3 separate regions of the Homo sapiens genome follow, and regions 1 and 3 are each linked to region 2. The links are chromatin loops, found by intact Hi-C in ENCODE. Cell type or tissue: mammary epithelial cell. All regions are shown on one strand. Each heading gives the region's core, and the rest is flanking DNA. Links, peaks and the distances in the headings are about the cores only.

Region 1 (11,044 bases), core at 1,202-9,201, 120 kb before region 2:
TCCCCTTCCCCTTCCTTCCTTCCTTCCTACCTTCCTTCCTTCCTTTCCTTCCTTCCTCCCTTCATTTTTTCTTTCCTTCTTTCCTTCCTTCCTCCCTCCCTCTCTTTTCTTTCTTTCTCTCTTTCTCTTTCTTTCTTTTTCTTTCTTTCTTTCTTTCCTTTCTTTCTTTCTTCTTTCTTTCTTTCTTTCCTTTCTTTCCTTCTCTCTCTCTTTCCTTTTCTTTCCCTTTCTTTCTTTCTTGCTTGCTTGCTTTCCTTCTTTCTTTCCCTTCCTTCCTTCCTTCCCCTTCCTTCCTTCCTCTTTCTTTTCTTTCTTTCTTTCTCTTTCTTTCTTTCTTGTTTGTTTGGTTTTTTTTTTTTTTTTTGAGACAGAGTCTCGCTCTGTCACCCAGGCTGGAGTGCAGTGGCACGACCTTGGCTCACTGCAATCTCTGCCTCCCAGGTTCAAGCAATTCTCCTGCCTCAGCCTCCCTAGCTGGGATTACAGGTGTGCACCACCATGCCTGGCTAATTTTTGTATTTTCAGTAGAGACAGGGTTTCACCATGTTGGCCAGGCTGGTCTCGAACTCCTGACCTCAAGTGATCCACCCACCTCGGCCTCTCAAAGTGCCGGGCTTACAGGCATGAGCCACCACGCCCGGCCTTTTTTTTTTTTTTTTTTTTTTTTCCCAGACAGGGTCTTCCTCTGTCTCCCAGGCTGGAGTGCAGAGGTGCAGTCAAGGTTCACTGTAGCCCTGACAGGTGCATGCCATCATGCCTGGCTAATTTTTAAATTATTTTGTAGAGATGGGATCTCCCAATGTTGCCCAGGCTAGTCACAAACTCCAGGCCTCAAAGGATCCTCCCGCCTTGGCCTCCCAAAGTGCTGGGATTACAGGTGTGAGCCACCATACCCACCCCACTTCTCATTTCTAAACATCCTCTAGGGAAGCAATACCACCCAGGTGGAGGAACATTAGTCTTACAGAAAATAATTTTGGCCCTAGAATACTTTTAATATCCAGATGAGTTTATGATACTTCTTTGTGCCGGAAAATAAAGAGCTGATCAAAGAATGGTAGGGACGTATTAAAAGGACACAGGAAACTGTGGAGGGGCTCCCACTGGCCAAATCCAGGACAATTTTAACAGCAAAATAAATAATAACAATATTAAATTACAATCCATTGAATAAAATAAGAATTTGAGTCCATACTGATATAAATACAAGAGTGCAGAAATGCATGTGGAGAAGGGAAAGCTCTTCCTTGCAGAAGAAAATGTATGAGTAAGTGTAGAAGGAATAATGGAAATAGATAACCATCAATAGGCAAACATCATAGTGGTAGTTGATATGGGTAATGGTGGTCAATGTTTGCTAAGGTTGGTATATGGAGGTTTAATATTAACATATTATCAAAATATATTCCCACAATTTTTCAAATCCCCTATGAAGGGAAAAATGGTGACTTTACAGTGGGAACACTTTATAGAGCAGCCCTGGTTCTTGACCAATAGTCCAGGTTAACCTCACAAGTGATAGCACACATTGATATCATTACTTCCTGATGTGATACGCTGAGAAGCATAGCATCATTACTATGGTGTTCCTGCCAAGAGTACATGTCTGAATCTGGCCATAAGCAAACATCAGATGAATCCAAGTTACAGGTCACTCTACAGAATGAAAGGCGTCTATTCTTTAAGTCCATCAAGGATATAAGGGACAGGGAAAGACTGAGGAATTGTTCTGCATTGAAGGAGCCTCAAGAGACATGACAACTATATTAGTTATGTATTGATGCATACAAATTATTCCAAAACTTATGGCTGAAAACAACTATCATTTATTTTGTATTTTTAAAAATATAGTTTATTTATTTTAATATTTATTTATTTATCTATTAATTAATTAATTTCTAGACTGGGTCTCAATCTGTTGCCCAGGCTGGAGAGCAGTGATGTGAACATGCTTCCCTGCAGCCTCGATTTTCTGGGCTCAGGTGATTCTTCCACCCCAAGCTCCCAGGTAGCTGGGACTAGAGGCATGCATGACCATGCTTAGCTAATTTTTTTGTATTTTTTGTGGAGGTGGGATTTCATCATGTTGCTCAGGCTGGTCTCAAAACTCCTGGGCTCAAGCAGTCCTCCCACCTTGGCCTCCCAAAGTGCTGGGATTATAGGTGTGAGCTGCAGTGCCCAGCCCTAATTTAAATTTTAAATTTTTGTGAGTACATAGTAGGTGTATATGTTTATGGGATACATGAGATGTTTTGATACAGGCATGCAATGTATAATAACCACATCACAGAAAATGGGGTATCCATCCTGTATTAGTTTGTTCTAGCATTATTATAAAGAAATACCTGAGACTGGGTGATTTATAAAGAAAAGAGGTTTAATTGGCTCACATTGCTGCAGGTTGTACAGGAAACATGATGCTGGCATCTGCTCAGCTTTTGGGGAGACCATAGGAAACTTAAAATCATGGTAGAAGACAAAGTGGAGAAGGTACCTCACATGGCCAGAGCAGAAGCAGAAAGAAAGAGTGGGGAGGTTCCACACACTTTTTTTTTTTTTTTTGAGACGGAGTGTCACTCTGTCACCCAGCCTGGAGTGCAGTGGTGCAATCTTGGCTCACTACAAGCTCCGGCTCCCGGGTTCATGCCATTCTTCTTCCTCAGCCTCCCGAGTAGTTGGGACTACAGGCACCCGCCACCATGCCGAGCTAATTTTTTGTATTTTTAGTAGAGACGGGGTTTCACCGTGTTAGCCAGGATGGTCTTGATCTCCTGACTTCATGATCCACCCACCTCAGCCTCCCAAAGTGCTGGGATTACAGGCATGAGCCTCCGCACCTGGCCCCACACACTTTTAAATGACCAGATCTCAGGAGCATTCACTCGCTGTCTCAAGGACAGTACCAAGAAAATGGTGCTAAGCCATTCATGAGAAACCCACCCCCATGATCTAATCACCTCCCACCAGGCCCCACCTCCAACACTGGGGATTACATTTCAACATGAGATTTGGGCAGGGACACCTATCCAAACCATATCAGATCCCCTCAAGCATTTATCTTTTGTGTTACAAACAATCCAATTATACTCTTTATTTTAAAATGTACAATTAAATTATTATTGACTATTAGTTACCCTGTTGTGTTATCAAATACTAGGTCTTATTCATTCATTCTAACTATTCTTTTTGTACCCATTAACCATGCCCTCCTCACCCCCCACCCCACAATATCCTTCACTGCCTCTAGTAACTATCCTTCTGCTCTCTATCTCCATGGGTTCAATTTTTTTTTTTTAATTTTTAGATCTCACACATAAGTAAGAAAATGCGATGTTTGTCTTTCTGTACCTGGCTTATTTCACTTAACATAGTGACCTCCAGTTCCATCCATGTTGATGCAAATGACTGAATCTCATTCTTTTTTTTGTGGCTGAATAGTACTCCATTGTGTATAAGTACCATATTTTCTTTATCCATTCACATGTTGATGGACACTAGGTCACCTCCAAATCTTGGCTATTGTGAACAGAGCTGCAACAAACATGGGAATGCAGATATCTCTTTGATATACTGATTTCAACAAGCATTTATTATCTCGCAGTTTCTGTGAGACAGGAATCCAAATGTGGCTTAGCTGGATGTTTCTGGCTTAAGGTCTCTTACAAAGCAGCAATCAAGTTGTTAGCTAAGGGCTATGGTCATCCCAAGGCCCAAATAAGGGAGGATTTACTTCCAAGCTCATTTATGTAGCTATGGACAGAACTAGGGACTGGAGACATCAATTCCTTATCACACAGGATTGATGGTTATCTATTCTTTCCATAGGGCAACTCATGATGGCAGCTGCTTCCTTGAAAGTGAGCACGAGAGCAGGAGAGACTGCCCAAGGAAAAAGTCACTGTCTTTCTGTAACCAAATATCAGAAGTGATATCCCATCACTTCTGCTGTTTTCTATTTGTTAGAAGACAGTAAGTCCAGCATATACTCAGTGGAAGAGTATAATACACAGGCCTGACCACAAGGAAGCAAGGATCATGAGAGCCACCTTAGAAACAGTCTGCTAAAGGAATGCAGTGTATTCCTGGAGCAGATAGGAAAAAAAAAAAAAAGACATAGTTGAGACAGTTGGTGGAATTTGAATGGGGTCTGTGGATTGGATGGCAGTGTTGGATCAATGTTGATTTCCTGAGCTGGAGGACTGCTTCGTGGTAACAGAGGAGAATGTTCTTGTTTGGGGGAAGCTCTAATTAGTGTTTAGGGATAATGCAGCATCATGCCAGTAAAGTATTTTATAATTATATATCTATCTACCTCTCTACTGAGCAAAAGTGAAGCAAATGTGATAAAATGTTAGCAATTAGGGAATCTAGGTTAAGGATATGTGGGAGTTCTTGTACTGTTCTTGCAACTTTTCTTTTACCATAACTTTCTGTGGGTTTGAAACCATTTCAAATATTTAGAAAAAATTCTAAAAAATAATATGAGTTAAGTAAGGGTTGAGGATAAAAGGAAGAAAAACTCATACTAGAGTTCTTGTTTTATTTGGTGGAAAGAGCGACTGATTAACTACTTTGACAGAAAAATGTTTGTGTGTTTATTTTGATATTTTAAGAGTAATTACTAAAAGTTTAGAAACAATGTGTATATCTTTCAAACAAGTAGAGGGAAAAATGAAAAACTTGTTCAATCAAACAGTAAGGAAGAAACAAGCAAAAAGACCCAAACAATAGTACCTGGAACCTATAAAATAAGTTTGCAGAAACAAGTTCAAATACAACAGTATTCATAATAAATGTGGACAGATTAAACTCATCAATTCATAGAGAGGGCATCTCATATTGCAGATACAACATATTCCTATATAAATCACGTACATAATACATAAATGCATATGTATGAAAAATTATCTATAAACTCATCTATTCAAAGACAGGGCATCTATCTATGCATGCATATATGTGAAAAATTGTTTATCTTTCTATCTATCTATCACCTAAAATCAACCTTCCAAAGGACACAACCTAGAGCAAAACAACACAGAAGCTGGGCATGGTGGCTCATGCTTGTAGTCTCAGCTACTTGGGAGGTTGAGGCAGGAGTATTGATAGACCCCAGGAGTTCAAGGCCAGCCTACATAACACAGTGAGACTCCCTTCTCTAAAACAAACAAAAACCTGGTGAAAGAAACACAGAAAAATTAATAACAAAGGAATAGAGAAAGATACACCAGATTAATAATAACGCAAGATATCTGGTAAAGTAATAAAGAGTAAATAGGATTCACGGTGAAAAATTCAGGACCAAGAGGGATATTTCATATTGATAAAATGACAAATTGTCAAGATGATATTTGTTAAGAATGTGTAGGAGCTAAAAACATATATATTTTTTAAAAGCTATTTTATTAAGATATAATTTACAAACCATGTATTTCACCCATTTAAAGTGCACAATTCAAGGGTTTTTAGTATATTCACAGATAGGTACAACCACCACCAGTCGGTTTTAAAATATTTTCATCACTCGGAAAGAAACCTCATACCCTTTAGTCATCATCACCCTACCAACCCATTCCTCCTCCAGCCCTAAACAACTATTTTCTATCTCTATAGATTTCTGAACTTTCATGTGAATGGAATCATATAATAATTGGGCTTCTGTAACTGGCTTCTTTCACTGCACAATGTTTTCAAGACTCATCCAAGTTCTAGCATGCATCAGTACTTCATTTCTTTTCTATGGCTGAACATTACGTTATGTGGATATACCACATTTTGTTTGTCTATTCATCTACTGATGGACATTTGGTTTGTTTCCTCCTTTTGGTTATTATGGATAGTGTTTCTATGAACACTCAGATAAAAATTTTTGTATAATCATGTTTCCACTTTTCTTGGATATTTACTTACAAGAATTGCTGGGTTATATGGTAACTTTATGTTTAAGCATTTGAGAAACTGTCAAACTGTTTTCCACAGTGGCTGTACCATTTTTATATTCCCACCAGTAGTTTATGAGAGTTCCAATTTCTCCACATTGACACCAGCACTTGTTACTATCTGACCTTTTGATTCTAGTCCTCCTAGTGGGTGTGAAGTGGTATTTCACTGTGTGGGTTTTTTTTTTTTGTTTGCTTGGTTTTTGTTTTGTTTTGAGACAGTCTCACTCTGTCACCCAGGCTGGAGTGCAGTGGCATGATCTCAGGTCACTGCAACCTCCGCCTCCTGGGTTCAAGTGATTCTCCTGCCTCAGTCCCCTGAGTAGCTGGGATTACAGCTGCCCACCATCATGCCTGGCTAATTTTTGTATTTTTAGTAGAGATGGGGTTTCACCATGTTGGCCAAGCTGGTCTCAAACTCTTGACCCTCAAGTGATCCACTTGCCTCAGCCTTCAAAAGTGCTGGGATTACAGGTGTGAGCCACTGTGCCTGGTCTTCATTGTGGTTTTGATTTGCCTTTTCCTGATTAATAATTCTAAGTATCTTTTCACGTTCTTATTGGCTATTTATATATCTTTCTTAGAGAAATGTCTATTCAGAGCCTTTGCCTATTTTTAAGTTGAGGTATTTTTCCTTTTATTATTAAGTTGTAAATATTCTTTATACATTCTAGATACAAGTCCCTTATCAAATACATGATTTGCAAAAAATTTCTCCCATTCTGTGGGCTGTCTTTTCTCTTTCTCGATTGTGTCGTTTGAGACACAAAAGTTTTTCATTTTGTTGAAGCCCCATTTATCTATTTTTTCTTTGGTTGCTTGTGCTTTTAGTGTCATATCTAAGAATTCTTTGTCAAATCCCAGGTGGCGAAGATTAATTTCTATATTTCCTTCTAAGAATCTTCTATTTTTTAGCTCTTACATTTAGGTCTTTGATCCATTTTGAGTTCATTTTTTGCTTGGTGTAAGGTAAGAACTCAACTTTACTTTTGTTTTTGCATGTGGATATCTAGTTATCCCACCACATTTTGTTGAAAAGACTATTATTTTTCCTATTGAATGATCTTTACCTCCTTGCTGAAAATTGACCATAGATGTATGGGTTTATTTCTGGACTCTCAATTCTATTGCACGGACAATATAGCTTTAAATTTTATATAACACAAAAATTGACAAAGGATGCAAAAGAAATTGACAGCCACGGTGGAAGTTTAAAAAACACTTCTTGGCCAGATGCAGTAATCCTAGCACTTTGGGAAGTCAAGGTTGGAGGATTGCTTGAGGTTAGGGGTTCAGGACTAGCCTGGGCAACATGGCAAGACCCCGTCTCTAAAAAAAATTTAAAAATTAGCTGGTGGTATGCACCTGTAGTCCTAGCGACTCAGCAGCCTGAGTTGGGAGGATCATTTGACCCCAGGTGTTTGAGGTTGCAGTGAGTTATGATCACAGCGTTGTACAGATGGCAAATAAGCAAATGAAAAGATAAAGATAATATCATATATCATTAGAGAACTGCAAATTAGAACAATTATACACCACTATATACCTATTAGAATGGCTAAAATCCAAAACTTCTGGTGAGGCTATAGAGTAACAAGGATGCTCATCCATTGCTGGTGGGAGTGCAAAATGATACAGCCACTTTGGACGACAGTTTGGCAGTTTTTTAAAGAAAGCTAAATATACTCCTTCCATATGACCCAGCAATTGTGCTTCTTGGTATTTACACAAATGAGTTGAAAATGAACACAAAAACCTGCATACAAAGTTTATAGCAGCTTTATTTATAATTACCCAAACTTGGAAACAACCAATATGTCATTCAGTAGGTGAATGGATAAACAGGTACATCCACACAACAGATTATTATCAGCAATAAAAATAAAAGAGCTGTGAAACCATGAAAAGACATGGAAGAACCTTAAATGTATATTGGTAAGTGAGAGAAGCCAGTCTGAAAAGGCTCCATACTGTATGACTCCAACTACTACATTTTGGAAAAGGCAAAGGTATAAAGACAGTAAAAATGGCCGGATGTGGTGGCTCACGCCTGTAATCCCAGCACTTTGGGAGGCTAAGGCAGGCGGATCATGAGGTCGGGAGATCGAGACCACCCTGGCTAACACGGTGAAACCCCGTCTCTACTAAAAATACAAAAAATTAGCCGGGCGTGGTAGCGGGTGCCTGTAGTCCCAGCCACTTGGGAGGCTGAGGCAGGAGAATGGTATGATCCCGGGAGGCGGAGCTTGCAGTGAGCCGAGATCGCGCCACTGCACTCCAGCCTGGGTGACAGAGCGAGACCCCTTCTCCAAAAAAAAAAAAAAAAAAAAAAACCAGTAAAAAGTTCAGTATGGGGCCGGGCGCGGTGGCTCACGCCTGTAATCCCAGCACTTTGGGAGCCCTAGGCGGGCGGATCACGAGGTCAAGAGATAGAGACCATCCTGGCCAACATGGTGAAACCTCGTCTCTACTAAAAATACCTGCTAACAAAAGTTAGCAGGTCGTGGTTGTGGGCGCCTGTAGTCCCAGATAGTCAGGAGGCTGAGGCAGGAGAATCACTTGAACCTGGGAGGCAGAGGTTGCAGTGAGCCAAGATCGCGCCACTGCACTCCAGCCCGGGCGACAGAGCGAGACTCCGTCTAAAAAAAAAAAAAAAAAAGAAAGAAAGAAAAAGAAAAGATCAGCAGGTCAGTAGGGGTCAGAGATTGATGGGTGGTGGGGGAGGGAGCGGCACAAGGGATTTTCAGATCATAAAACTATTCTGTATAATACTGTAATAGTAGATACATGACCTTGCACATTTGTCAAAACCCGTCGTACAACACAGAATAAACCCTAATTAAACTATGGACCTTAGTTAATAATAATGCATCAGTGTTGATTCATCCGTTAACAAATGAACTACTATAATGCAAGATGTTAATAATAGCGGAAATTGTGTGTGGGTTGGAGAGATACGAAGTGTATATGAACCCTGTACTTTCTGCTCAATTTTTCTGTAAACTTAAAATAGCTCTAAAAAATAGTCTAGTAATTAAAACAAATAAAGGCAGAAATTAATCACATAGGAAAAATGGAATTGATTGGAACCATAAGATGGCTTTTTGAAAAAATTAATAAAATAATACAGATTAAGTCCTGATAATATTGATTAAGTGAAAAAGGGAGGACATGTAAAAGCGTTTAAAACCTTGTAAGAGGTAATTTTGCACTAATAAATTTGAAAATCCAGATGAAAATAATCATTTTCTATAAAGATGGAAATTACAAAAATCAACTGAAGAAAGTATAGAAAACCTAAATAGACCCACTAACCACACAAGAAATGGAAATTTTTGTGTAATTTCCCAAATGTGTCCAATAATTTTACAAACAAGTTTTGCAAAAACTTTAGGGAAGAGAAAATTGCTATCTTACACAAAGTATTCCAGAGTACAGAAAATACAGAAAACTATTTCTGATAAAACATTCACTGTTTCTGTACACATACAATACTTTTGACAGCAAATAGGTGGATTTTTTTTTCCCCCACACCAAGCAATTTTGCAACTCTCCAGATCCCGACTGAGTGTCCTACAATTTAATCCCATTTGTTGCTCAAAAGCTTTTATATGGCTTAATCCCCAGAATCCTACAACCCCTTTCTAGAGGCTAGCGGGTGGGGCTAAATGTTTCAACCCTCTAATTACTTGGGTGTTTTGGTGACCAGCTCCATCCTGAGGCTATTTAGAGGGCCTACCCTAAGTCACTCATTAGATTAACTCAGGTGTGATCAAAAGAGGCTACTTATGAATAACAAAAGACAATCTTATCAATTCCCAGGGTTTTAGAAGCCTTGTGCCAGGTACTGGGAACACAGACCAAATATATTTCTTGTACCACACATTGAATCTATTTTGTGCAGTTGGGATAATCTTGTCACAAAAATAAGACATACAGAGTGCTATGGTCTGAATATTTGTGTACCCCCAAAATTCTCTGTTGAAACCTAACCCCCAAGGTGATGATATTAAGAGGTAGGGCCTTTGGGCGGTGATTAGATACTGAGAACAGATCACTCATGAATGGGATTAGCACCCTGGAAAAAGAGACTCCAGCCTGGCCCAGTGGCTCACGCCTGTTATCCCAGCATTTTGGGAGGCCTTGGCAGGTGAGTCACTTGAGCCCAGAAGTTCAAAACCAGCCTAGGCAACATAGTGAGACCCCCTCTCTATAAAAAATACAAAAATTAGCCATGTGTGGTAGTGCATGCCTATAGTCATCCCAGCTACTAGGGAAGCTAAAGAGAGAGAGAGAGAGAGAGAGAGAGACCCAGAGAGCCAACTAGTACTGCTAGTACCTTCCACCATGTGAGGACACAGTGAAAAGCTGCCATCTATGAACCAGGAAATGGGCCCTCACCAGCCCCTGAACCTACCAGCTATCTCAATCTTGGACTTCTTAGCCTCCAGAACTGTAGGAAATAAATTTCTGTTGTTAAGCTACCCATTCTATGGTATTTTGTTATAGCAGCCCAAATGGACTAAGACATATAAACAGAAAAAAAAAGAATTAAAGCAGAAGGCAATGTCATTTCTGTATATAGATGCAAAAATCCTAAATATTAACATTAGCAAATAAATTCCACCAGATTAATAAATCACTAATAATAAGCAAATTTTATCACAGAATGCAAAAATGATTGTCAGAAATATATTGATTCAAGTAATTTGCTCATTAACAAATTAAAGTCAAAAACCATATAATCTTTTCAATAGGGGCCAGAAAATAAAGAATCCTAAATTTCATACATTATTCATTATTTTTGTCTAAAGTTATTAAATTGAATATAAATAAATATTAATAAAAACTAAAAAATAACCCAAACAACATAAATCATTATACTTACTGATAAAATTTTTAAACATCTATAATAAAAACAGGTACAGACAAGACTGATCTCCTTCATTCCTAGGATTCAGAACTTTACTGGAGGTGCTATCTCATGCAATTAAAGCAGAAAATGTAAGATATATAAGGATTGGAAATATACAGACAAAGTGTCTATTATTTGCAAATAAGATAATTATCTACCTAAAATTTTTGAACAAATCAACTGGCAGTTG
Region 2 (8,000 bases), core at 1-8,000:
ATATTGTATTACATAACACTTCCACTTCTCCTCACTCGGTTGTCATACATTTTAATTCTACTTACATAAACTTCATAATAGATTTAGTATCTTTAACAGCCAATTATTTTTAAGAGATTTATTATTATCATTATTATCATTATTATTATTATTTTAGATAGTCTCACTCTGTCACCCAGGCTGGAGTGCAGTACCATGGTCTAGGCTCAGTGCAACGTCTGCCTCCCAGGTTCAAGTGATTCTTGTGCCTCAGCCTCCCAAGTAGCTGAGACTACAGGCATGTACCACCCCGCCCGGCTAATTTTTGTACTTTTAGTAGAGACAGAGTTTTGCCCAGTTGGCCAGGCTGGTCTCAAACTCCTGGCCTCAAGTGATCTGCCTGCCTCAGCCTCCCAAAGTGTTGGGATTACAGGCATGAGCCACAGTGCCCGGCCTATTTTTAAGAGATTTAAATTTAAAAGTTGTATACACCCAAGTAGTTGCTATGTCCAGTCATTCCTTTCTGTAGACACATATTTTTATCTGGTATCATTTTCTTTCTGCATAAAGAAGTTTTTTTACATTTCTTTTACTGCAAGTCTGATTAATTCTTCCAGCTCTTCTATGTCTAAAAAAATCTGTTTTTTCCTCCACTTAAAAAAAATATTTTTGCTGGGCCAGGTGCAGTGGCTCACGCCTGTAATCCCAGCACTTTGGGAGGCTGAGGCGGGCGGATCATGAGGTCAGGAGATCGAGACCATCCTGGCTAACACAGTGAAATCCCGTCTCTACTAAAAATACAAAAAAAAAATTAGCCGGGCGTGATGGCGGGCACCTGTAGTCCAAGCCACTTGGGAGGCTGAGGCAGGAGAATGGCGTGAACCCGGGAGGCGGAGCTTGCAGTGAGCCGAGATTGCACCACTGCACTCCAGCCTGGGTGACAGAGCGAGACTCCGTCTCAAAAAAAAAAAAAAATTGCTGAGTCTAGAATTCTGTAGTGACTATTTTTTGTTTTTTGTATTTTAAGGATGGTGCTCCTCTGTTTTCTTGCTTTTTCATTACCAGTGATAAATCTGCTGTCACCCTTATGTTTTATTCTCTGTACATAACATGGCTTTGTTTTCTGGCTGTTTTTAGGGTTTTCCTATCACTGGTTTCTCTCTCTCTCTCTTCCTCTCTCTGGAGTCTCACTCTGTCACCCAGGGTGGAGTGCAGTGGCACCACCTTGGCTCACTGTAACCTCCACCTCCTGAGCTCAAGTGATCCTCCCACCTCAGCCTCCCAAGTGGCTGGGACTACAGGCACACACTACCACGCATGGCTAATCTGTCACTGGTTTTGATCAATTTGGTTATTATATGCCTTGGTGTGTTTTTCTTCATGTTTCTTGCACTTGTGGTTCTTTGAGTTCCTTGGGTCTATGGGTTTATTGTTTTCATAAAGTTTGGGGAAAATTTTGGCAATTATTTCTTCAGTATTTTTTCCTTCTTCCTCTGTCTCTCTTATTTAGTGATTCCAATCGCATGTATATTAGGTTGCTTGAAGTTGTCCTACAGTTCGTTCATGCTCTGTTCTATTTCTGTTTCTGTGTTTCGTTTTTGATAGTTGCTATTGCTATGTCTTCAAGTTCACTAATCTTTTCTTCTGCCATATCTAATCTGTTGTTAATCTCATCCAGTAAAGTTTTATATCAGCCATTGTGGTTTTCATTTTTTTTTTTTTTTTGAGATGGAGTCTCGCTCTGTGGCCCAGGCTAGAGTGTAGTGGTGTGATCAAGGGTCACTGCAACCTCCACCTCCCGGGTTCAAGTGATTCTCCTGCCTCAGCCTCCCAAGCAGCTGGAACTACAGGCATGTGCCACCATACCAGCTAATTTTTTTTTTTTTTTTTTTTAGTAGAGACAGGGTTTCACCATGTTGGCCAGGCTGATCTTGAACTTCTGACCTCAAGTGATCTGCTTGCCTCAGCTTCCCAAAGTGCTGGGATTACAGGTGTGAGCCACTGCATCTGGCCGGTTTTCATATCTAAAAGTTTAACTTGGATCTCTTATTTTTCCATGTGTCTACATAACATGTTTAATTGTTAGCTTCATAGAAATATATTCTAGGCAATAACATTATAACTTTTAATACCTTTGTTGTTTATGCTATTTGTGTCAGTTTAGAGTAGGTTTTGGTGGATTACCTTTTCTCTTTATTGTGGATATATTTTCCTCCTTCTATGAAAACATGATAATTTTTTGTTCAATGCCAGACATTTTGAATTTTACTTTGTTGGGTGCAGATATTTTTGTATTCCTATAAATACTCAGGTTTTGTTCTGGGATACAGTTGACTTAATTGGGAATAGTTCCTGTTAGGTCTTGTTTTTAAGATTTGTTAGGTTGTACCAAAGCAGTGTTTAGGGCTAATTATGCGCCACTCCTAAAGGAAGACTATTCTCAATACTCTACCCAATGCCCCAAGAATTGTGGCATTTTTCACTCTTGGTTGGTAGAAATGGGCACTATTCCTTGCCCTCGGTGAGCTCTGGCTACTGTTTCCTTTAATGCTTTTTGTTCATTCTGATTCCCTGGCCTTGGGCTTTGGGTAGTTTCATCACATGCATACATTGATCAGTGTGGTACTGAATTCTTTTTGTTGTTGTTGTTGTTTTGGAGATAGAGTCTCACTGTGTTGCCTAGGCTGGTCTCAAACTCTTGGGCTCAAGGGATCCTCCTGCTTTGGTCTCCCAAAGTGCTGGGATTACAGGCATGAGCCACCATGCCTGGCCTGTACTTAATTCTTGAGGGGCACCCTCCACAGATCTCTGGAGTTCTCTTTGTGACGTTCTCTCTACTCCAATGCTCTTGCCAGATAACTCCAGCTGCCTTGGTCTTCCTAGAATTTCAGCCCCATTTCTTCATCTCAGACAGTCCCATCAGGCTTGGTTCCCCCTACCGGTACCAGGGCAGGTTGGAAGGAGCAAATCTCAAAGCTGTATTTCAGAATGATGGAGACGACCTGAGCTAGTCCTTGCTGAATATGTTAAGCAGTGAGTGGTGAATAGGGCGTTTTAATGTGCTGCTTCTGGCCTTGCTACCAACCCACAGATCAATGAGGAAGTTCCTCTTCATGACTGAATGTCCTCACCAGTAAAATGAGTGGGTCTTGATACTGATTAACTGCTAGACGTCTTCTATCAATCGCCAGAAATGGTTTCTCTGGAAAGGCTCTAGGGTAAGCAAGTGACAGCATGGCACAGTACTAGAAGATTTGCCCCCTTGGTTCAAATTGATTTTTTTGTAGAGCGGAGGGAGCAGGGAGCTAGGCCTCTATTCTCATGATTCGGTGATGACTCACCAAGCTGTGGGTAAAGGAGAACTGATTGATAGGTAGTCTAGGACTCTGCTTCTCAAAACGTGGTCCCTAGACTAGCAGCACTGGCATCACCTGGGAGTTTCTTTGAACTGCAGACTGTCGAGCCCCATTCTAGATCTATCATCAGAATCTGCACTGTGACAAGAACCCTAGCTGATTGTTACGCGCTTTAATTAAGTTTGAGGGAGCGCTGTTCTAAGCGTGAATGGTTTCATATGCCCTCTAGTGGCTGTCCAGCAACTTGCAGGGAGCTTTAAAATGTTTTCTCATTTTAGGACCTTTGCACAGAACTGCCGAAACATTGAACATTTGAACCTCAATGGATGCACAAAAATCACTGACAGGTAAGTAATGAAGATTAATTGGTGACCAAATAGCCACGGGGAGAGAGAAGGGAGAGAAACGTGGTTGAAAATATCTTTAGTGCGTCTGCTCTTTTTCAGCACGTGTTATAGCCTTAGCAGATTCTGTTCCAAGCTGAAACATCTGGATCTGACCTCCTGTGTGTCTATTACAAACAGCTCCTTGAAGGGGATCAGGTAAGAGTGCCCATTGTTTGTGTCAAGAGAAATACCCAAAGCTATGAACATTCTGGAAACCTTCTTAATGGTCACGTTGGATCCAGCAAGAAATAGGTGACTCCAAGAGGTCCCAGGCATGGTCTCCCCTTCGGAATTTCTTGTGATGTACTAAACTCAGAGTTGGTCATTAACTCTCTACAGGAGAGACTGCACATAAGTTTTTGTTTCTTGTTCTCTCAGTGAGGGCTGCCGAAACCTGGAGTACCTGAACCTCTCTTGGTGTGATCAGATCACGAAGGATGGCATCGAGGCACTGGTGCGAGGTTGTCGAGGCCTGAAAGCCCTGCTCCTGAGGGGCTGCACACAGGTACCAGAGGGTTGATACAGCTGTTTGTGTTATGTGTCAGGTGTGGGCACATCATCCAGAAAGCTGCTTTTGCATTTTTCTTGGTGTCCCACTGTTCCCTCACCTGGATTCCAGCTGTCTTTTGTTTTCTCTGTCCACTCAGTTAGAAGATGAAGCTCTGAAACACATTCAGAATTACTGCCATGAGCTTGTGAGCCTCAACTTGCAGTCCTGCTCAGTAAGTAGCGTGCCTTTCCTGAACACTGTTTGCTCTATCTTGTCTCCCAAAGCAGTCTGCCTCAGGCCTCCCTGCAGCCCCCTAGGCACCTGAGATGGGCTGTGTTGCCACACCCTGATTTCCATCCTGTGTCCTTATATAACCTACCAATTTGTCACAAGCTGGAACAACAACAACAACAAAAAGGAATCATACTCAATATAAAGCCACTGACATCTCCCCTAAAAATAATACAGACTAGGTCTTGATTTTGTTGAATAGAGTATTAGGGACGCTATTGAGGAATGCAGTGAATTGGTCACTAAATAGTTTTAAGACATGAAGTGTCTTTTTTTTTAACTTATAAATTAAGGATGATGACTCCTCTCACGTTGTTTCAGTGGATAAAATGAAATAACACATGCAAAAATGCTTTAAAGAATAAAACGCATAGGCAAGAGCAAGGTGGCATTTTCATCAGGACATTAGCCTATGAAAAACTATTGGTCCTTCTCCACTGCCATTGTAAATGTTGATAATTGAAGAGGATGCTTGCTACATCCTACCAGGTTTTCAAGGGGAACATAGATTTTGAGAAAGGTAAGGGAAAACCCTTGCATTCAGCTTTAAATGAATATATTATAAATCTTTAGAGTCCCTAGTGGTGGGGAAAAAAACCAGAAACTATCTTATGGACAAACGTTGACCATATGGGCCAGGACTACTCAAAAATAGGACCTTGACTTACGTGTAGCATAGCAGTGGCTGATGGCTTGAAGTATAATATAGATGTGCGTGTTTATTTCTATATGAAGTAGTCTGTTTAAGTGAACATATTATTTTGAATCTTCATGGCCAAATTCATAGAATTTAAGGTATTTATCAATAATTTTGTGATTTATTTAATTTTCCTATTGTCTAAAACATTTGATGAAATATAAATATATGTGTATATTGTAAATATCTAAAGCATTAATCTGCAGAAATCCAATCAAATATTAATGTCAGTTAAACTAGGAAAGCCTCAAAAGTTCTTTAATCAGATTTTTAAATTATGAGTTTATAAATTTTATGAAAAAATCTATATTTTGATGACTAGTGAGGGAGAAATGGAATTTTAAACTTTTATTCTCCATTTATATTATTTAAAATTTTTACTTTATTTTTTCCTGGATGCATGTATCTTATCTAAATTGCTGAAATATTTTAAAGCTGTGCAGAGATAACACAAGTACCTGTCTACCCTCTACTTATTTTGTTGAAGTTATTTGGATAAAATGCTAGTAATCAGCAACCAAAACTGAACAACAGCAGATACTTTTCTGCTGCTCCCGTTTTGGTATTGCTGGTGTCCTCTGACTTTTCTTTCTGTGCTGCTTTTCCTCAGCGTATCACGGATGAAGGTGTGGTGCAGATATGCAGGGGCTGTCACCGGCTACAGGCTCTCTGCCTTTCGGGTTGCAGCAACCTCACAGATGCCTCTCTTACAGCCCTGGGTTTGAACTGTCCGCGACTGCAGTGAGTACACTGCACTTTTTGCTTTGCAGCTCAGAGTTTGGCTGAGTTAACCAAGAGGGCTTCCTTCAGGAGAGGACAGGCTTGCCAGGTAGTGGTGGTGGAGGCAGTAGTTATGTTGTTGTTGGCTTTTGTTGGGTAAATTGGGGTGGGGCGTGTATAAATCCAGTTCATTGGAGGATGTACTGGGAGAGTATAAAATGTCTACCACCAGTGAATCCAAACTTTAATTTCTTAATGAATGTCACACAGTTTCCCACCTAATTTACCTCATCATGTTATTGCTTTAAGCACCCGAGTGAGCACATAGTGAGGAGAGTGATAGCCTCACATCCAAAGGACATGAGCTTCTCCTCCAGAACTGCTGCCAAATGGACAGAATGAGGGGAATATCACAATCACCTTCTTACTTAGCTTCTTCCCCAGTAGGAAAAAAAGTTTTTAACAAATAATAATTTAGGCCAGGCATGGTGGCTCATGCCTGTAATCCCAACAGTTTGGGATGCTGAGGTGGGTGGGTCACCTGAGGTCAGGAATTCGAAACCAGCCTGGCCAACATGGTGACACCTCGTCTCTACTAAAAATACAAAAATTAGTCTGGTTGGTGGCAGGTGCCTGTAATTCCAGCTACTCGGAATGCTGAGGCAGGAGAATTGCTTGAACCCGCGAGGCGGAGGTTGCAGTGAGCCAAGATTGTGCCACTGCACTCTAGTCTAGGTGACAAGAGTGAGACCCCATCTCAAAAAAAAAAACAAAAAAAACAATAATTTGTATTCTCATCCTCAAGGTAATAGATTATCATTACCAGCTATGAATATTAAAATTTTAACAATGGTAACAATAGTTGACTTCAGAACCAGCAACCTTTAACTTTATCCAAGAGGCAGAAAAAAAGATACTTTTTAAAAATCTCTACTTCCCAATGAAACTGATCCATTCCCACGCTCACACCAGTTCTGTATCTTTTAAGAATTGTATATTTCTGCTTTTACCAATTTTTCTTACTGTTGTAGAGAAGGTACTATATCATTTAGATATTTCTGCTTAGTAGAAGGAATTTGGGTGATCAAAACTGGCCAGAAAGGAGGTCAAAATTATTGCTGTAAGGGAGTGTTTAACTTAGAAATGTTATTCATGCACCCATCCCTATTAAGCATGGGTAATTGAGAATTAACTTATTTTTCATTGTCCACAAATTTTTTAAATTTCCTTTAGGGTACCTGGGAATTTCCATAAATGGAGTAAATCTCAAGATGATTTTGTTGAGAAAAGTTCATTTTAAATGTGTTTAAAAAGTGAACAAGGCTGGGCATGGTGGCTCATGCCTGTAATCCCAGCACTTTGGGAGGCCGAGGTGGGTGGATTACCTGAGGTCAGGAGTTTGAGACCAGCCTGGCCAAGATGATGAAATCCCGTTTCTACTAAAAGTACAAAAATTAGCTGGGCATGGTGGCGGGCACCTGTAGTCCCAGCTACTTGGGAGACTGAGACGGGAGAATCATTTGAACCTGGGAGGCGGAGGCTGCAGTGAGCCAAGATGCTCCACTGCACTCCAGCCTGGGTGACAGTATGAGACGCTGTTTGCAAAACAAAACAAAACAAAAACAAAACCAAAAAACAAATATTAGAATACTATTTAAAAACAACATGCTGGTAAAGCAGGAAGATTCTTGGATTTACTTTCCAAGTTTGGGATGGAACTTCGGGGCTTTGGGCAGGTCACATTCCCTAAGGGCTGTTAACAGAGGCAAAAGCATGTCAAAGAGCAGAAAAGACTCAAGTATGCATCATAAAATATGTGTTTCCATTATTAACTAGTTGGTACCGTTTTCTCCCCTGTACCCACTTTCTCCTCAGAATTTTGGAGGCTGCCCGATGCTCCCATTTGACTGACGCAGGTTTTACACTTTTAGCTCGGGTAAGGCATAGATTTAAAGAATACAACCAAACTCTAATTCACCTCCCGAATTCAAAGTGACTTGGAGTGGTTTTGGGTGTGCAAAAGACTACCTTCAGAAAAGACAGGCACAAAGTAGAGTAGAACCCTTGGGGTGTGTACTGCA
Region 3 (11,044 bases), core at 1,679-9,678, 240 kb before region 2:
TAAGTCTGGGAATGGGCTGAGCACTGACTGCATCTCCCACTTGAAGAATCATTGTGCACTTTAATGGTTAAAGGCCCTTAGAAATCCTGCAGTAGAGAAGCTCTTTTAAAGTTATTGAATCCAGCGTTTTCGGTTTTGTTTTTTTTTTTCAGTCACTTTTTATTCATTAATCTCTTTCTACAAAGTAGGTTTTTTTTTTTTTTTTTTTTTTTTGCCTTAAGAAAACTTCTTGTTATGGAAAATTTCAAACATACACAAAAAACAGAGAGAAGAGTAGATAAACCACCATGTACCCATGACCCAACTTCACAATTGTCAACTCATGGCTACTTGAGCTTCCTCTAATTCCCACCTACTTTTCCTCTCATGTTATTTTGAAGCGGATTCCAAATGCCATATTATTTCATTTGTAATATTTCAGTATATACCTTTAGAAGGTAAGGACTCTTTGTTTTTTAAACATAACACCAAACTATTACCCCTGTAAGAATTTTAACAATCATTCTTTGATCTCATCATTAAATACCTAAACAGTGTCCCAATCATTTCAGAAATGTCATAAATACATGTGTGTGCCTTTAATTTACCATTTGTTTGAATCAGGATCCAAATAAGGTCCATCCATTGCAATGGGTTATCTCTTGAAAATTTTTATTGTGGTAAAATATACGTTAATATGAACTTTATTATTTTAGCCATTGTTCAATGTACACTCCAGTGGCATTGACTACATTCACATGATTGTGCAACCATCAGCACCATCCATCTCTAGAACTTTTTATGTTTCCCCAAATTGAAACTCTGTATGCGATAACTCCCCATATCCCCTTCCCCCCAGCCACTGGCAACAACCTTTCTACTTTCTGTCTTTGTGAATTTGACTACTCTAGATACATCACGTAAGTGGAGTCATACAGTATTTGCCTTTTTGTGACTGACTCATTTCACTTGGCATAATGTCCTCGTTTCATCCATATTGTGGCAAGTTGGTTATCTTTTATGGCTCGTTTAATCCATAGGTTCTTCCGCCATATCTTTTCCCCTTTGCTATTGAAGAATCTGCATTTTTTGTCCCGTAGAGATTCCCATGGTCTGGGTTTTGCTGACTGTATCCCCATGTTCCTCTGTCTTCTGTATTTCTTGTAAATCGGTAATTGGATGTAGAGGCTTGAACAGGCTCGGTTTGATTTTGTTTTAGGGTTTTAAATTTTGGTGGGAGTCAACTGCTTCATAGTTGATGCTGAGTTCTTTCATCAGGAGGCACATAATGTCTGTGGTTTCTCTCCATCTATCTTTGATACAGCTAAGATATATATGTATTGTAAATCAAAGAGTATCTGAGACAAGTCTCAATCAATTTAGACAGTTTATTTTGCCAAGTTAAGGATGTACTTGTGACACAGACTCAGGAGGTCCTAACAACATATGCCCAAGGTACTCAGGGCACAGTTTGGTTTTATACATTTTAGGGAGACATGAGACATCAATCAATATATGTAAGATGTACATTGCTTCAGTCCAGAAAGGCAGGACAACCCAAAGTGGGAGGGGGTTTCCAGGTCATAGGTAGGTGAGAGACAAATGGTTGCATTCTTTTGAGTTTCTGATTAGCCTTTCACTGAATATGCAATTTGCAGGAATAGTCACTTATGCTTTAGTCTGGCTTAGTGAAACAACAGAGCAAAGGAAACAACCATATATACATTTGTTCCATGTGAGCAGAGGGATGACTGAGTTCTGCCTGTCCTTTGTCCACAAAAACTTCCTTGTGGGCAAATTATGAGAGAGATTTGTGGCTTTTTTTTTTTTTTTTTAAATTTTTGTAGCTATCTTATTTAGGAATAGGATGGGAAACACATTTGTCCTACATGGTTCCCAGCTTGACTTTTCCCTTTGGCTTAGTGATTTTGAGGTCCTGAGATTTATTTTCCTCTCACAGTATAGATATATAGATATTTAGAGTTTCTTTAGTTTTTATTTTTAAATAATTTCAAACTTGTAGAGAAGTCGGAAGAATCATACAAAGAACTCTCATGTACACCTTACCTAGATTCACCAATTTGTAACATTGATTGTGCCACATTTACTTTATTGCTCTCTCCATATGTGCTGTGGGTATAATTATTATTGTTATTATTTTATTTATTTATTTATTTATTTTTGACATGGAGTTTCCCTCTTGTTGCCCAGGCTGGAGTGCAACGGCGCGATCTCGGCTCACTGCAACCTCTGCCCCTTAGGTTCAGGCAATCCTCCTGCCTCAGCCTCCCGAGTAGCTGGGATTACAGGCATGCACCAACACGTCTGGCTAATTTTTATATTTTTAGTAGAGACGGGGTTTCACCACGTTGGCCAGGCTGGTCTCGAACTCCTGACCTCAGGTGATCCACCCACCTCGGCCTCCCAAAGTGCTAGGAGTACAGGCGTGAGCCACCGCACCCGGCCTATTATATTTTATTTTTGAGACTGAGTCTCACTCTGTCGCCCAGGCTGGAGTGCAGTGGTGCGATCTTGGCTCACTGCAACCTCTGTCTGCCGGGTTGAAGCAATTCTCCTGCCTCAGCCTCCTGAGTAGCTGGGACTACTGGCAGGCGCCACCACACCTGGCTAATGTTTTGTATTTTTAGTAGAGACAGCGTTTTGCTGTGTTGGCCAGGCTGGTTTCAAACTCCTGACCCCAAGTGATCCGCCCGCCTTGCCCTCCCAAAGTGCTGGGATTATAGGCTTGAGCCACCGCACCCAGCTCTGTATAATTATTTTTATTTCAGAACTATTTGGAAGTATGTTGCACATGCATTATTACTCTTTACCCCATTATACTTCAGTTTATTTCCTAAGAACAATAATATTATCTAAATATCCATAGTAATTAAATTCAGGAAACTTAATATACTAGATACAATGCTTGTATTCAATCTGTAGTTCATATTCTCTTTTTGTTAATTGTCACAATAATGTTCTTTCTAGCACCTTTTTTTTTCCTGGTACAGGTTCCAGTTCAGAATCATGCTTCCTATTTATTTGTCATCTTCCTTTAGAATTCTTTAATCTGGAACAATCCTTTGGCCTTCTTTGTCTTTTTATGCCAATGATATTTTTTAAGAATATAGGCTAATTACTTTGTCAACATTCCTCAATTTGGGTTTCTATTATGTGTCTTCACAGTTACATTCAGGTTGTGTATTTTTGGCTGGACCGCTATATAAATGTCCTCCTCAGGATATCACGTCAAGATATGTATGATGTTTGTTTGCACCCTTATTGTTGATGTTAATTTTTTGTTGTTGGTGGTAGTAAGTATGTAAGGCTTTTTTGTTGGTGATGGTAGTAAGTATGGAGGCGTGTTTTCAGAGTCAACCAAAGTGGAAATAATAGTTCAAAGAGTAAATGTTTCTGTAAATTAATTTTAGTGTTTTAAGGTATCATTTTGTACTTCCTACCAGCAATGTTTGAAAGTGCCTGTTCCTCCACAGTCTTATGAAATGTGTGCAACCCTTCTGGAGTCTTTTGCTTCTAGCTGCATAAAGGGAGAAAAGGGAGGGAGCCAAGGATCATGTGGGAGATTTTAGGGATTAGGCCTGGAAGTAGCATTCCTTAATTGTTACTCTCAACATGTCATTGGCCACGACTAGTCATATGGCCCCAACCTAGCTGCATGGGAATTGTAGTCTTTGACTATATTTAGGTTCACCTTACTCTCTTTCAAAGGCTGTGTAGATTCTGTTATTTTTATATACTGTAATTTATTAATCCTCATCCTATTGATTGGCATTTAGGTACTTACAAGTTTGTTTGTTTGTTGTTATAAACAGTGTTTATGTATGCCTGTGTCTAAAGAAAATTTCCTAGAAGTAGACAGCTGGGTTGGAAAATATGTGTATTTTAACCTTTGATAAATTTTGCCAAATTGTTCTCCAAAAAGTTTGTTCCTGTTTTGCTTCCATCAACAGAATATGAGAGTGTAAGTTTCACTGTTCTCTTCTTAATACTACAGTATGAATTTGTAAAACTTTTGCAATTTGGTAGTTTAAATTATTTTGGGGGTAATTGTATTTCCTAATTACAAAAGAGGTGTAGTGTCTCTCAATGTTTTTTAGACATTTTAATAATTTCTATTAATATCATTTGGCCATTTATATAGTGGATGTTCATCTTTTTCATATTGATTTGAAACAACTTTGTATATTAAAGATTTTCAGCTCCTTGTAGGTGTTGAAAATATTTTTCTTTTTCTTTTTTTTTTTTTTTTTTTGGAGACGGAGTCTTGCTCTGTTGCCCAGGCTGGAGTGCAGTGGCGCGATCTCGGCTCACTGCAAGCTCCACCTTCCGGGTTCACGCCATTCTTCTGCCTCAGCCTCCTGAGTAGCTGGGACCACAGGCGCCCACCACGACGCCCAGCTAATTTTTTGTATTTTTAGTGAGACAGGGTTTCACTGTGTTAACCAGGATGGTCTCGATCCTCCTGACCTTGTGATTCGCCCGCCTCAGCCTCCCGAAGTGCTGGGATTACAGGCGTGAGCCACCGCGCCCGGCCTGTAAATATTTTTCTTTTAACTTTTTCATTTGGGCAGGAGGCAGTAGCATATTAAGAAAGTAATGGATCCACTGCTCTGAAAATTTATATGTTTTGTTTCAGATCATTATGTAGAAGTTCTGGAATGCAAAATACAGTGTGAAGAGAACCTCACCCCAGTTATAGGAGGCTATCCGGTTGAGAAATTTGTGGCTACCATGTATCATTACTTGCAGTTTGCCTATTATAAGTGTAAGTAATCTTCTGTGACATCTTGGGTGAGGCACTTAGTCCTTCTAAGACTGTAAAATAGAGGTAATAACTCTTAGCTACGGTTGTTGAGAGTTCATCAAGGTCCACTGACAACCCTGGTGCTATGCTTTGCACAAAAAGGCAGCATGGCTTAGTGATTCAGGGCAGAGCCTGTAACCACAGTGCCTGGGTTCGATTTCAGCCTTATCACTTACTAGCTTCTCTGTGCTTTAGTTTCCTCATTGTGAATAGAGATTGTAGTACTAACCTCATAGGATTGTCCTGAGGAGTAAATGAGTTAATAGATGTGAAATGTCTGGGGTATTCCCACACTGGCACATAGCAAACTGTGTGTTTGTTTTTGTTATCATTATTTCCCTTCCTCCTTATCACTAGCTTTACTTTTCAGACTGTTAGAGTTTATTTTCTTTTCTTTTTTCTTTCTTTCTTTTCTTTTCTTTTTTTTTTTTTTTTTTTTTTTTTGAGACAGAGTCTTGCTCTGTTGCCCAGGCTGGAGTGCAGTGGTGTGATCTTGACTTACTGCAACCTCCGCCTCCCAGGTTCAAGTGATTCCCCTTCCTCAGCCTCCTGAGTAGCTGGGATTACAGGTGTGTGCCACCACGCCTAGCTAATTTTTTGTAATTTTAGTAGATATGTGGTTTCACTATCTTGGCCAGGCTAGTCTTGAACTCCTGACCTCAAGTGATCCACCCACTTCAGCCTCCCAAAGTGCTGGGATTACAGGTGTGAGCCACTGCGCCCGTCCTGTTAGTTTCATTCTAGTTGGTCCTCCCTTGATCTGAAATGGGAGTTTCTCAATCAGAACGTTCTAGTGGACAATGGGAAGCAAACGTGGGAGAGAAGGAAGTTCAGGGTTAGACTTCAGAGCCTGCGTGTTTCGGCTTTTCCTCCTCTCCCTGTACCTGACTTTGCCAAGTGCCACTTGTTCAAGCAGTGTGTCCCTTGGCAGTTCAGTTCCAAGCACAGAAGAATTATTAGGGAAAGTGGCAGTAGGACTTCCTCTGCCCTAATGAAATGCCAGGGTCTAGCGGTGGCAGGTTTCTGGCTAGAATAGATCCCCTGGGTCGCCCCTTCACACTCAGGAGTGGCTGGTCTCAGGGTGCCTTGGGAAGAGTGAGAGAGGTGATCTTGGCTTTAGCCCTCCTTTCCCACTGTGGTAATTGTGTTTTTTTTTTGCGGGGGGGGGTTCCTCTTTATCTCACCTCCCATCCTCTTCAGAACACGTAAGCCTTGCACCCTGAAGGTCAGAAAAAGAAAAAGAATATGTATTATATAAATATAAAAAGCCATAAGGTCTTCTAGCTCACTGAGCATGGCTTGGTTCTAAATGTATAAAGCTAGAACACTAGGAATTTAGAAGTGTTCTGGATGCATGCGGGCTCTGGCAGCTCCCTGGGCCTCTGAAATCCTCACGTGCCCTGAAAATCGCCCTGCATATCAGAAACTGGCAAAGACTTATCAACACTGGTGGACTGAGGCCTCTAGCTATGCTTGCTGCTTCCCAGGAAATCTGCTTTCGGGGATCAACAGTATGAATGAAGTGTACTTCCTGAAATGAGCTTCCTGAAAATCTGCCCCGTTTTGAATTTTTTCTAGACCACCTACCATGCTACATTGCTTGAGGGCAGGTGGTATTATTTATATTTGAAGAGTAAATGTCCCTAAGAGCTGGCTTTAAAGTAGTCATTACAGGAAACAGCCACTGGGTGGCACAATTTATTCATACCCAAGCTTTGGCTTCTCCGGCCAACCACAGCTTTAGCAAAGGTACTGTTGTGTAAATTAGAGTGGAATGTGCCAGAATACATACCAGGGGCTTGTGTCTCATCACCTCTTCCTCATCCTGCACTCCCAAGACAAATCCCAAGCCCTGCAAAATCCCTATGCTGAAGGTACTGTCACAGGTGGGCAACACCAAGCAGAGAGGCTGGAGGTGGGAGTTCCAACCTCAGGAGGTGGCAAAACTAGGCGACTTTCCAAATCCCCTCCAACCCAGAGGCTCCACCATCCTTTGGGTTTTCCAGGTCTGGTTTAGCTGTAGGGGAGCTAACCTAGATCTGGAGACTGTGGTCCCATCCAGATGGGATCCAGACACTCTAGGACCCAGATGAGACACCTGTTTGCTGAGCACATCCTCCCTATCTCCCTCAGCCCCAGGACAATCCAGCTTTTTCCAGCTGCTTCCAGGGACCTGAGACCAGCTCAGGTCACCAGAGCTGGAAGTGGAACATAGGCATTTCTCCATAGGCATGTGCCTAACTAGAACTAAGTTTCAAGCCTGGCCTCCAGGCTGCCGTGGAGACCCCATCTGTGGCCTGCCCACCCAGGGCTGCCAGTCGGCCCCAGGCTCTCTGAAGAAGGACTGTGGAGAAGGGGCTTGTTCATATGGCCTTTTTGTTTAGAAGCAGAGAAATTATAGGGTGTGGTTTGCTGATTTCTTCATTTGTCTTTTCTTCCCAACCCTAGTGAACGACCTGAAGAATGCAGCCCCCTGTGCAGTCAGCTATCTGCTCTTTGATCAGAATGACAAGGTCATGCAGCAGAACCTGGTGTATTACCAGTACCACAGGGACACTTGGGGCCTCTCGGATGAGCACTTCCAGCCCAGACCTGTAAGTCTGGTGCACCACACCTTCCCTTTTCTCTTCATTCTTGCCTTCTGGAGACTACCTCGTGCCTTAAGAGAAAGGGTTATTTTGGAAATAAAGGGGCTGGGCGCGGTGACTCATGCCTGTAATCCCAGCACTTTGGGAGGCCGAGGCGGGCGGATCATGATGTCAGGAGTTCGAGACCAGCCTGGCCAACACGGTGAAACCCCATCTCTACTAAACATACAAAAATTAGCCAGGCGTGGTGGCACGTGGCTGTAGTCCCAGCTACTTGGGAGGCTGAGGCAGAAGAATCGCTTGAACCCAGGGGCAGAGGTTGCTGTGAGCCGAGATTGCGCCAAAAAAAAGGAAATCAAGGAAAAGTCATTTTTTTCTGTAGTTTTGTGCATGTGTGTGTTTTAACATTTTACTGCTTCATTCTGATTTCTGAATCTGTAAAAACTCTACAAATTTCAAACATTACAGAAATATTTTACTTTGAAAACAAAATTCTCTCATAATCCTACACCTTCTTTCTCTCTCGGAAAACAAAATTCTCTCGTAATCCTACACCTTCTCTCTCTCTTTTTTTTTTTTTTTGAGACAGAGTCTTGCTCTGTCACCCAGGCTAGAGTGCAGTGGCGTGATCTTGGCTCACTGCATCCTCTGCCTCCTGGGTTCAAGCGATTCTCTTGCCTTAGCCTCCCGAGTAGCTGGGATTACAGGCGTGCACCAACATATCACACTAATTTTTGTAGTTTTAGTAGAGATGGGGTTTCGCTGGGCTAGTCTCGAACTCCTGGCTTCAGGTGATCTGCCCACCTCAGCCTTTCAAAGTGCTGGGATTTACAGGCATGAGCCACTGCGCCCAGCCTGTGCCATCTCTTTATCTCCTGCTTTAAAGGTATATATTTACTCATATATATAGTAAATATTTGTGTATTTTTATAAAAACAAGGTCATATTTACATAGTTTTACAACTTTTTGCAACTTTGTCTTTCTGACAATTTGTCGTGAATATTTCTCCATGTCACATCCATGTATCATCTTAATTATTATCCTTTAACAGCTCCCTGGTAGTCTCTTTTGCGGATGGACCATCATTTAATTCCCTTGATAGGCAAACTCACCACTTAGCATGTGTTGTCAGTGAACCCCATTCATTATATATTACTTTCAAAAGATTTTTTCTAATTGATCTTTGCTCTTGTATTTTCATTGGGATTTCTATATGCCATCTTGATTTTCATAAGTTTGTCTTCCACTGAGGGCTGGCCACTCTTTTTTAAAAATTGAGATATAATTTATATAGGATAGAATTCACCTTTTTAAAGTGTACAATTCAGTGGTTGTTAGTATATTCAGAGTTGTACAGCCATTACCACTATCTAATTTTAAACATTTTCATCACCTTAGAAAAAACCCCATATCCTGTTCCTCCCTCCTCCCAGTTCTAAGATGAAAAGGTTGGTCCTATAAACTGTTCTCTGTTGTGTCTGAACAGGAAGCAGTTCAGTTCTTTAATGTGACCACACTCCAGAAGGAGCTGTATGACTTTGCTAAGGAAAATATAATGGATGATGATGAGGTAAGTTTTCATGCTTAGCACATGTCTGGTGGCTACGAGAAAATATTACTCACATCTTTGCTAGAATCACTGGAAGGCTGAGTCCTCCCTGAAGTAAGAAACAGAGGGGACCTTGAGAAAGACAGTTCCTGTGGGTGTTTCAGTGACAGTCAGAATGCTGGCATGGGAAAGAGCGGCTTTCTAGGAAACCTAGGCAGGAGTGCCACATTTCCTGATAGCGAAACGGGTGTGGGGCCACACTCCAGGAATTCACAGTGGTCATTCTTCATCTTTTCACTTTATATAAAAACAGTGAATTTTTAATTGCTCAGCACTCTGAAGAGACATGGATACTCACACCCCAATTTTTCTGCTAGACTATTGCTATTATTATTTTTTCTAAATTGCATCTTTACTGTAAGCATTTTGTCATTCTCTAGAATTGCTTGAAATTCCTGATTCCACCTTACTCAGCTGACCCCTTTTCTGACCCTGACTCAACTGGTTATGGAGTGGTCATTTTGTGATGAGTCTGGTCACAGAAAAGCCATCATTAGCGGTAGTATTTAGAGTATTTGTTTGGAACAAACTGGAAAATGCTTACTGAGAAAGCTGGGGACTTGTCAGCTATTGGAGCTCGAAGAGAGCTGTGAGCTTGCTCTGGTCTGATCCTTCGCTTTATAGATGAGGAGCATGGGGCCAGCAAGTTTCCTGAGCCTCCAGGTCTGCTCTTCCTATACCCGTTTTAGGTGAAGTACCTCTGAATAAGACATCTTCGTGGAATTTGTTTTCTGTCTATAAATATGTATGGGATGAACTCATCACTGGCATTAAACAACTGAGTCTCAGTTCTTTATCTATAAAATGGGAATAATAATACTGCCCTCCCAGGGTTGTGAGAATAAAATACTGTGTTGCATGTGGAAATGCTTTCTAAACTGGAAAGTGATGCAATGCCTATGTCTTGGTTTGGGTATCCTTGAAGCAGAGCCTGAGACAGGATCCCAAGATGCCACAGGGGCCATTCCCCCATTCCCTAAAGGAAGGAACACCAGCCAGATACCAACAAGATTGGCCACTGTGGTTTACAAAGTATAGCAGAGGCTGGGTGTAGTGGCTCACACCTGTGATCTCAGCATTTGGGAGGCCAAAGCAGGTGATTGCTTGAGACCAGGAGTTCAAGACCAGCCTGGGCAACATGGTAAAACCTCGTCTCTACAAAAAATACAAAAAAATTAGCTGGGTATGGTGGAGTGCACCCGTAGTCCTAGCTACTTGGAAGGCTGAAGGAGTCTGGGGAGTTTGAGGCTGATATTGCGCCATTGCACTCCAGACTCGGCAATTGGAGTAAGACCCTGCCTCAAAAAAAAAAAAAAGGAAAGTATAGAAAAATATATTTAGAAAAGGTAAGAGAAGTTGAGTTCCCAGTTATCTAGAGGCAAGCTAATATGGATATTTTGGTATATATCTTTCCATTTTTTTATTATTAAAGAAAAAATTTTATAGTTTTAAATTTGTTTTTCTACATATTTATTATAAACTCAGCTATAATTATGTCTCATGACTTTTTCACTTTATATTATTATGTGAGCAGTTTCTCTTGTTATATTTTTCTAAAACAGCTTTATTTAGATATTATTCACAAAAAATGAAATTCTCCTTTTTAAAGTATACAATTCAGTTGTACTTGTTATATCCACAAAATTTTGCATCCATCACTGTTATTTAACTTTAGAACATTTTTATTGCCCCCAAAAGAAACTCCATAGCTAAGTCACTTCCCATTTCTCCTCTGGGCCAACATTCCCACTCCTGCCTCCACCTCCAGCCCCTGGAAGACTCTAATCTACTTTCTGTTTCTGTGGATTTGCCTGTTGTGGACATTTCATATAAATGGAAATATAGGGTATGTGGTCTTTTGTGACTGGCTTCTTTCACTGAGCATATGTTTTCAAAGTTCAGCCATGTTGAACATGTTGCCTGTAAAATTTCCTCTGTACTACCAAGTAATATTCTTCTTTTGGATGTACCGCATTCTGTTTATCCATTCTTCAGTTGATGGATGTTTGGGTTGGTTCCACTTTTTGGCTATTTTGAATAAT

The links. Peaks named below come from ENCODE experiments on the same cell type or tissue, not always from the same donor. Only the 100,000 strongest peaks of a DNase experiment are listed, where the experiment ranks them.
Region 1: it touches region 2 in a loop (9-fold over the local background); 3 of 110 quality-filtered maps call a loop at or near these places.
Region 3: a loop joins it to region 2, with 14 times the contacts of the local background. A loop is called at or near these places in 102 of 110 quality-filtered maps.

Annotation. Positions count from the first base shown.
Region 1 is chr3:33,246,837-33,257,880 of GRCh38, forward strand. No RefSeq gene overlaps it. Among named protein-coding and RNA genes, the nearest start is that of FBXL2, 25 kb to the right of the region's middle. In mammary epithelial cell, for the core only: a CTCF peak has its summit at 6,069; no DNase peak of the experiment used is centred there.
Region 2 is chr3:33,369,479-33,377,478 of GRCh38, forward strand. FBXL2 (F-box and leucine rich repeat protein 2) reads left to right here. Exons shown (of 15, transcript NM_012157.5): 6 at 3,614-3,682; 7 at 3,782-3,877; 8 at 4,100-4,226; 9 at 4,369-4,443; 10 at 5,810-5,940; 11 at 7,795-7,855. Among named protein-coding and RNA genes, the nearest start is that of UBP1, 67 kb to the right of the region's middle. In mammary epithelial cell, for the core only: a CTCF peak has its summit at 3,558 (motif pointing left); a DNase peak (open chromatin) is centred at 3,333; H3K27ac peaks cover 338 bases.
Region 3 is chr3:33,125,303-33,136,346 of GRCh38, forward strand. It overlaps CRTAP (cartilage associated protein), which reads left to right. Exons shown (of 7, transcript NM_006371.5): 4 at 4,637-4,765; 5 at 7,253-7,398; 6 at 8,880-8,963. Among named protein-coding and RNA genes, the nearest start is that of CRTAP, 17 kb to the left of the region's middle. RefSeq lists enhancers at 6,388-6,437, 8,995-9,064. In mammary epithelial cell, for the core only: a CTCF peak has its summit at 6,502 (motif pointing right); a DNase peak (open chromatin) is centred at 6,519.